2 separate regions of the Homo sapiens genome follow, and region 1 is linked to region 2. A link is an interaction called in ENCODE POLR2A ChIA-PET data of the cell type or tissue named here. Cell type or tissue: PC-3. All regions are shown on one strand. Links, peaks and the distances in the headings refer to the core of each region. The heading gives the core; the rest is flanking DNA. Region 1 overlaps SH3TC2 (SH3 domain and tetratricopeptide repeats 2). Region 2 overlaps SH3TC2-DT (SH3TC2 divergent transcript).

Region 1 (2,913 bases), core at 320-2,819, 76 kb after region 2:
TGAAAGGGACACTTACTTAATTCTAACTGCAGACCAGCAGGTTGGTATTGACAGACAGTGCATGTGTCAAGCAAAGGTCCAGAGGGTGGACAGGGGGTGATGTTTTCTGAGAACAGGTCACTCTGAGTGCAGTGAGGCTGGAGCAGATTCAGGGAAGCAAAGAGGGTTTGGATTCTACCTGGAGGTTGAGGGGAAGGTATAGAAGGATTATAAGCAGTTGAAAGAAACATGGTCAGATTTGTGCTTTGGAAAGATGATTCTAGAAGCAGCATGAGACTAGATTAGGGCAGCAGTGGAGAAGGTAGAAAACACATTAGGACTTGGCGATTGCAACACAACACTCCAGCCTTGATTCAGATATCAACAGTTTTCCCCACTAATGTTCTTCTGATCCCACATTGGATTTAGTTGCCATATTTCCCTATGCATCTCTGGTCTATGACGGTTTCTGCCTTTCCTTGTTTTTCATGACCTTGTCAGTTTTGGTCTCTTTTCCTCTTTTAATTGCTCCCATTGAGATGTGTGGACAAGCGGCAAAGAAGGAAGAAATTCAAGGGAATGGGCTCTGCACTCACTCAGGTGGCAGCTCAGGTGGGGGCAATGTAATGTGTTTTGGAGTTGGGCATACTTAGGTTAGAATCTGTTTCTTACTAGCTGTGTGACCTTCTGCAAATTAATTAACTTCCCTGAGCCCAGGGCTGTCAGAATTATATCAGACTTACTTATGTCATAGACAAGGAAATGGCTAAAAAGGAAATCCATCTTTGGAGGCATGTAAGCCTTGACATTGAGAAGTGCAGCCAAACCTGGAGGTGTGGCCAGGCACCCTGGTCCTGCATTCAGGGACACTTGGGTCTGAAGCTCTTTCTCCTTTTCATCACTGAGTGACCTGAGCAACTTACTTTACCTCTTTAAGCTTCAATTATTCCTCTGCTCAGACTTTTAATTGAGACGAGATGTATGGATGGCTTGGTATGAATGTCAATTGGTGGTAGCTGTCACAATGAAGCAGAACTGAGTAGATTCTTAATAAGCACATCTATTCCTGGGTCCCACACCGTTAAGCGGGAGGGTGTGTATGTTAGGGGTGCTCTTTGCTACTGGGCCTCTCACTTGGCGGTCTTCCCTCTTCGGTGGGACAGCATATATTTCCTGATATGTACCCCCTCACTCTCCCAACTCTGTCTGATTATTCCAGAACTCAGGGGACTTGAGGATGGAGGCTGCTGGAAGTGCTGGCTCTGGGAATGTGCACTTCGTTCACCCTCCTCTAAGGGGTGTCTTCTCCCCAGAGAAGCAGAGACAAGTGACTGCTTAGGGGGTGGGGATTCTCCCCAGCTGCCATGGTGCAGGATCAAGAATAACTTGCGTGGCCAGGACTGCACAGTGGGGCTGCTTGGCTTGGCTTCCCAGTACAGACTGCGAGGCAGGTGAGAGGGAAGGATGCTGTGCTTTCAAAACGATTTCAAAGGTGAGAACCCAGCTGCCACTTCTAGTGCTGCCTTTGACTCCTTATCCAGGGCATCACACTAGCTTGAGGGATGAGGCTCTTTGAGATGAACTTCCAGACAGGGTAGGTGAGAGGATGGTTGAAGTCACATGGCTAATGAGAAGACAGGCTAATCCATTGCTGTCCTTTTCTGTGAGAAATCCAAGAGTTCCAGTAGGGGGCAGTGATGTCTTCCTAAATAGTGTATCATTGGTAAAGAACGTATTTAATATTAATAGTTCTGAATCAGACTAGGGTAGTGGCTGTCAAATCCTTTTTTGTTGTTATGTTGTTGTTGTTGTGGCCCACAGTAAGAAATGCATTTTATGGTTTATCCTCGTGTGCATATGTTTGTGCATATGCAACAACATAGAGAAATGCACTCATACATTCTGTTTTGTTCTATTCATTTTTAAAAACATTCTATTCTAGTTAAAAAATATCAAATTTATGACTCACCAAATGAATTTCTCACTCATTAACCTGTAGTTTGAAAAGTGCTGACCTGGAGGGTGGTCTCTAAAAAAGTGCAGGAGGGCTCCAGCCTTTGTTCTTTTCTATGTATTATTTGATGGATATCTTACTTCTTTTTGAGACCAGAGAGTGTGTACATCTCAAAATAAAAATAACAGTTGAGGTTAATGTGTTTTATGCATTAAGTCTCATGCAAAACCTTTGTGATGACTCTCATGTAATCACACAACATTTTGGTGTAGTTACTATTATTTTTATCTCCACTGAGGTTTAGAGAATTGATGTGGCTTGTCTAAGTCCACAGTTAGTGGTGATCGAGGTGAAATTTGAAGTCATGTCCTCTGATGCTGGAGCTAGGAAATGAAACCATTATATTATATTGTGTTTCTGTCAGGTGACACATCTCTGAGAGAAATGCTATCACTAATATGATCATGAATAGAAGCATTAGATTAAAACTTGTTTCATCAGCCTGAAATACTGGGCTGAAATCAACACAATCATTCTGGTGTAATTGAATCAATCAAAATTGGTTACTTTAGAACAGGATTGGAGAGAACTGACTTTCCAGGAGGTCTTGAAAAAGAAATACTGGTGTTATTGTTGACCACAGTCAGGTAACTTAGCCTAGAAAAAAAGAGAGACTGCATTTCCCAAATGGAAAATAGAAGGAGGAACAGAAAGCTTTGACCTATAGTAGTGATTGGTCAAAACAAATTATAAGATCAGTAAGTTATGTTTTGAAGAAGATTCCAGGTTGGGAGTGAGGTGAATGAGGGAAACTTGCAAGAGACTCCAGAGCCAATCGTAGAAGACTATGGACATCTGAGGAAGGGAAGCAGCCAGGTGGAGTTTCGTGGGTCTCACCCATCATAGTACCCGTAGCTCCAATGGTGGTAGCAGAAGGAAGATCATGAACATGAGAGAATAGCCTACTTTTGACATCATGG
Region 2 (2,913 bases), core at 236-2,735:
GATAACTGCAGCTGAATCAGTGGCTGAGGCTCCAAGAGTTTGTAGCAGCAGTGGTGGCAGGGTCGGTTGTTAGAGCTCTCAGTGGAAAAGTCTTTGCGGGGGGGGTCCTCTTGTTTTTTTTTTTCCCACAGTGGGAAGAAGTAGCTGAGGGGATCCCTCTTGGTGTTGGGTCTGACACAGGCCACAGGCAGCCACAGTGGTTCTGTGTTCCAGACTACAGCTGCTTGGAGTAGCTGTGGAGTTTGGGTCCTGGCTTCAATGTCTTGTTGTACTGTTGTAGAACCTGTAAGGTGGGTGTTCACTCTCTGTGACAAGTGGATGAAGCTCCTGCACTAAACAGAGGACTGTTACTCTGAGCCACTCCCCAGTAGCTTGGGCCCAGGGGTCAGGTGTGTAGCTGTGACTCTGATGCTGGGGGTCAGGGCACAGCACTGGTATGGCTCTGGGGAGGAAGGAGTGTTCCAGAAACTTGGGCCTAGAGCCGATAGGGTACAGTGGCAACTCAGGCATCAGGAGAGGAAGTAGCACATCATGGTGACTCTGGACTCTGCAGAGGTGGAACACGACAGTGGCCCAGGGTGTGTAAGTCCAGGTGCAGTGGCAGAGAATTCCTAGAATGGAGGTGCACAGCTGTGGCTTGGGCTCTAGGAGGTGGGGAGCAGGGCAATGATAGCTCAATACCTTGGGGAGGTGCAACACCTCAGCAGCTCAGACTCCAGAGGGCTGGTTCAGATCCGAGAAGATGGAGCTCTGCAGTTGCACAGCCCAAAGGGTAGGGTGAAATAGAACAGCCAAGACTCTGTTTCCCTAGGGGGTAGGGCACCACATCTGCTCAGGCATCAGAGGTGCAGCTGCTCTGGTGAGACCATCTCTGGATCCCCAAGGGGCTTGGTGACACATGGGCTTGAATGCTGGGGTTGTGGCTACTCTCCTGGGCTGACACTGATTCTGAGGGGTGAGGTATGGGGTTGGTTATGGCTCTGGGGGCTCAGGTATGCTCTGCTGGCTCAGGCATGATTTACCCCTCCCTTATCCAGCTACTAGAGGGCAGGGATGTTGCCTACACTTCTCCCTGCTAGATGATTTCCTTATGGATTACAAGGCCTGCACAAAGAGGGCACTCGGTGCACAATTGTGGAATTAAATCCATTGAAATTATCAGGCAAGAGGATCTACTTTCTACATACACACATATGGTTGGGATGTTCTTTCTTTTTCACAAATGGGATCATATTGTATGCATTGTATTGCCAACTTTCTTTTCTTCTCCTTCTTCCTTGTGTAATAATGTCTTAGGGATCTTTCCTTGACTCTGTGAAGACCCACTTCATTCATTTTAACTGCTGGATAATCACTCCTGTATTGATGGGCATTTGAGTTCCTTCCACTCCTCACTATTTCTTGTGATGCTGCTGTTGGCTTTCTTGCACAGGCCTCTTGCTACACAGGTGTGAGTGTTTCTCCAGGAAAGACACCTGAGCAGGACTCACTGGATGGCAGGGCTCCTCTTTCCTGTCCCATTTACTGGGTCAGATGCTTAAAATCTAAATTTTCCTGAAAGACAAGTTGAACTTAGGAGAAATTCCTTTCCCTGGGAGTGGTAGGGAGTGTCAGTCCTGGGCTTGTATCATGAACTTGGCACACACACAGATACACACACACACACATGCATGCACACACACACACTTGATTCTATTCCAGCCTGCTCACCAGGAAACCTAATTTTAAAACAGGAACTAATTCATGTGTTTTTCAGCTGCATCAGGTCATTTATATTCTTCTCTAAACTGGTTATTCTAGTTAGCATTTTGTCTAACCTTTTTTCAAGGTTCCTAGCTTCCCTGCATTGGGTTAGAGCATGCTCCTTTAGCTCGGAGGAGTTTGTTATTACCCACCTTCTGAAGCCTACTTCTGTCAATTCGTCAAACTCATTCTCTGTCCAGTTTTGTTCCCTTGCTGGTGAGGAGTTGTGAACCTTTGGAGTAGAAGAGGCATTCTGGTTTTTGGAATTTTCAGGCTTTTTGAGCTGGTTTCTCCCCATCTTCGTGAATTTATCTACCTTTGGTCTTTGATGTTGGTGACCTTCAGATGGGGTCTCTGAGTGGACGCCCTTTTTGTTGTTGATACTATTCCTTTCAAACCAGGAACTAATTCATGTTAGCATCTTTTGTGGAAGCACACTGAACATGAAAGTCCTCATATTTGAGCTCTAGTATAGGATTTGTCACAAACCTTCCAAGACAATGTAGGACAAGGAACATAGCCTCTATGGTCTTAAATGGGTTTGGAGGAGATAAGGAGTAGAGGAATAGACACATTACTGTTCAAGGGCACTTTCGGTGCTAACCTTCCAGGGTGATGCTTTGGTTTTCTGCCCTTGACCTCAGGTTTGCCCATAGGAGACACAAAATGGGGAGTGGATGCTTTAAAAGCCAGTCAGCTTTCCCAGGTGAGTCAGAGTCAGCAGCTTGGTGACCTAAGCCCTGGTCAGCAGCCCTACCTTCTTTCCTGGAGCTACCACTGCTGGTTCCTCAGCTGACCCCTGGAGAGGGCAGGTTTCACATCTCATACAGAAGAAAGTCAGGAGGAAGCCTTGCCCAAGACTTAGTAGTCTATATTTCTGGTGGCTGCCAGGCCCCACCACCACAGATGCCTGGTTTGGTGTTTCTGACAAAGAAGTAGAGCTGAGTGGTAAGGCAAAGGCTCTGGGGTCACACTGCCTTTGTTCCAATCTGACCGGCAGACAGAACTGGAGAAAATCACTCAGACTCTTACTTTCCTTATTTTTAGTTGGGGGTGAATATTAAGTGAGGAATTTTCACATGAGCACATGATAAGGGCTCAATATGCATTTATGATTGTTGTTGTTAATGTCCACAACAAACACAGCTTTTAAGGTAACCAGTGGTGTCT

What was found. ChIA-PET counts read pairs that join two places held together with the same protein. Peaks named below come from ENCODE experiments on the same cell type or tissue, not always from the same donor. Only the 100,000 strongest peaks of a DNase experiment are listed, where the experiment ranks them.
Region 1: POLR2A ChIA-PET joins it to region 2 with 7 read pairs; 2 of 35 experiments call an interaction of 5 or more read pairs at or near these places.

The regions. Positions count from the first base shown.
Region 1 is chr5:148,997,117-149,000,029 of GRCh38, reverse strand. It overlaps SH3TC2 (SH3 domain and tetratricopeptide repeats 2), which reads left to right. Exons shown (of 17, transcript NM_024577.4): 17 at 1-2,913. Among named protein-coding and RNA genes, the nearest start is that of MIR584, 64 kb to the left of the region's middle. In PC-3, for the core only: CTCF peaks have their summits at 1,455 and 1,659 (motif pointing right); a DNase peak (open chromatin) is centred at 1,659.
Region 2 is chr5:149,072,986-149,075,898 of GRCh38, reverse strand. The region is part of intron 2 of SH3TC2-DT (SH3TC2 divergent transcript); the gene reads right to left. Among named protein-coding and RNA genes, the nearest start is that of SH3TC2-DT, 11 kb to the right of the region's middle. RefSeq lists an enhancer at 1,700-2,899. In PC-3, for the core only: no CTCF peak of the experiment used is centred there; DNase peaks (open chromatin) are centred at 1,598 and 2,468; H3K27ac peaks cover 2,045 bases.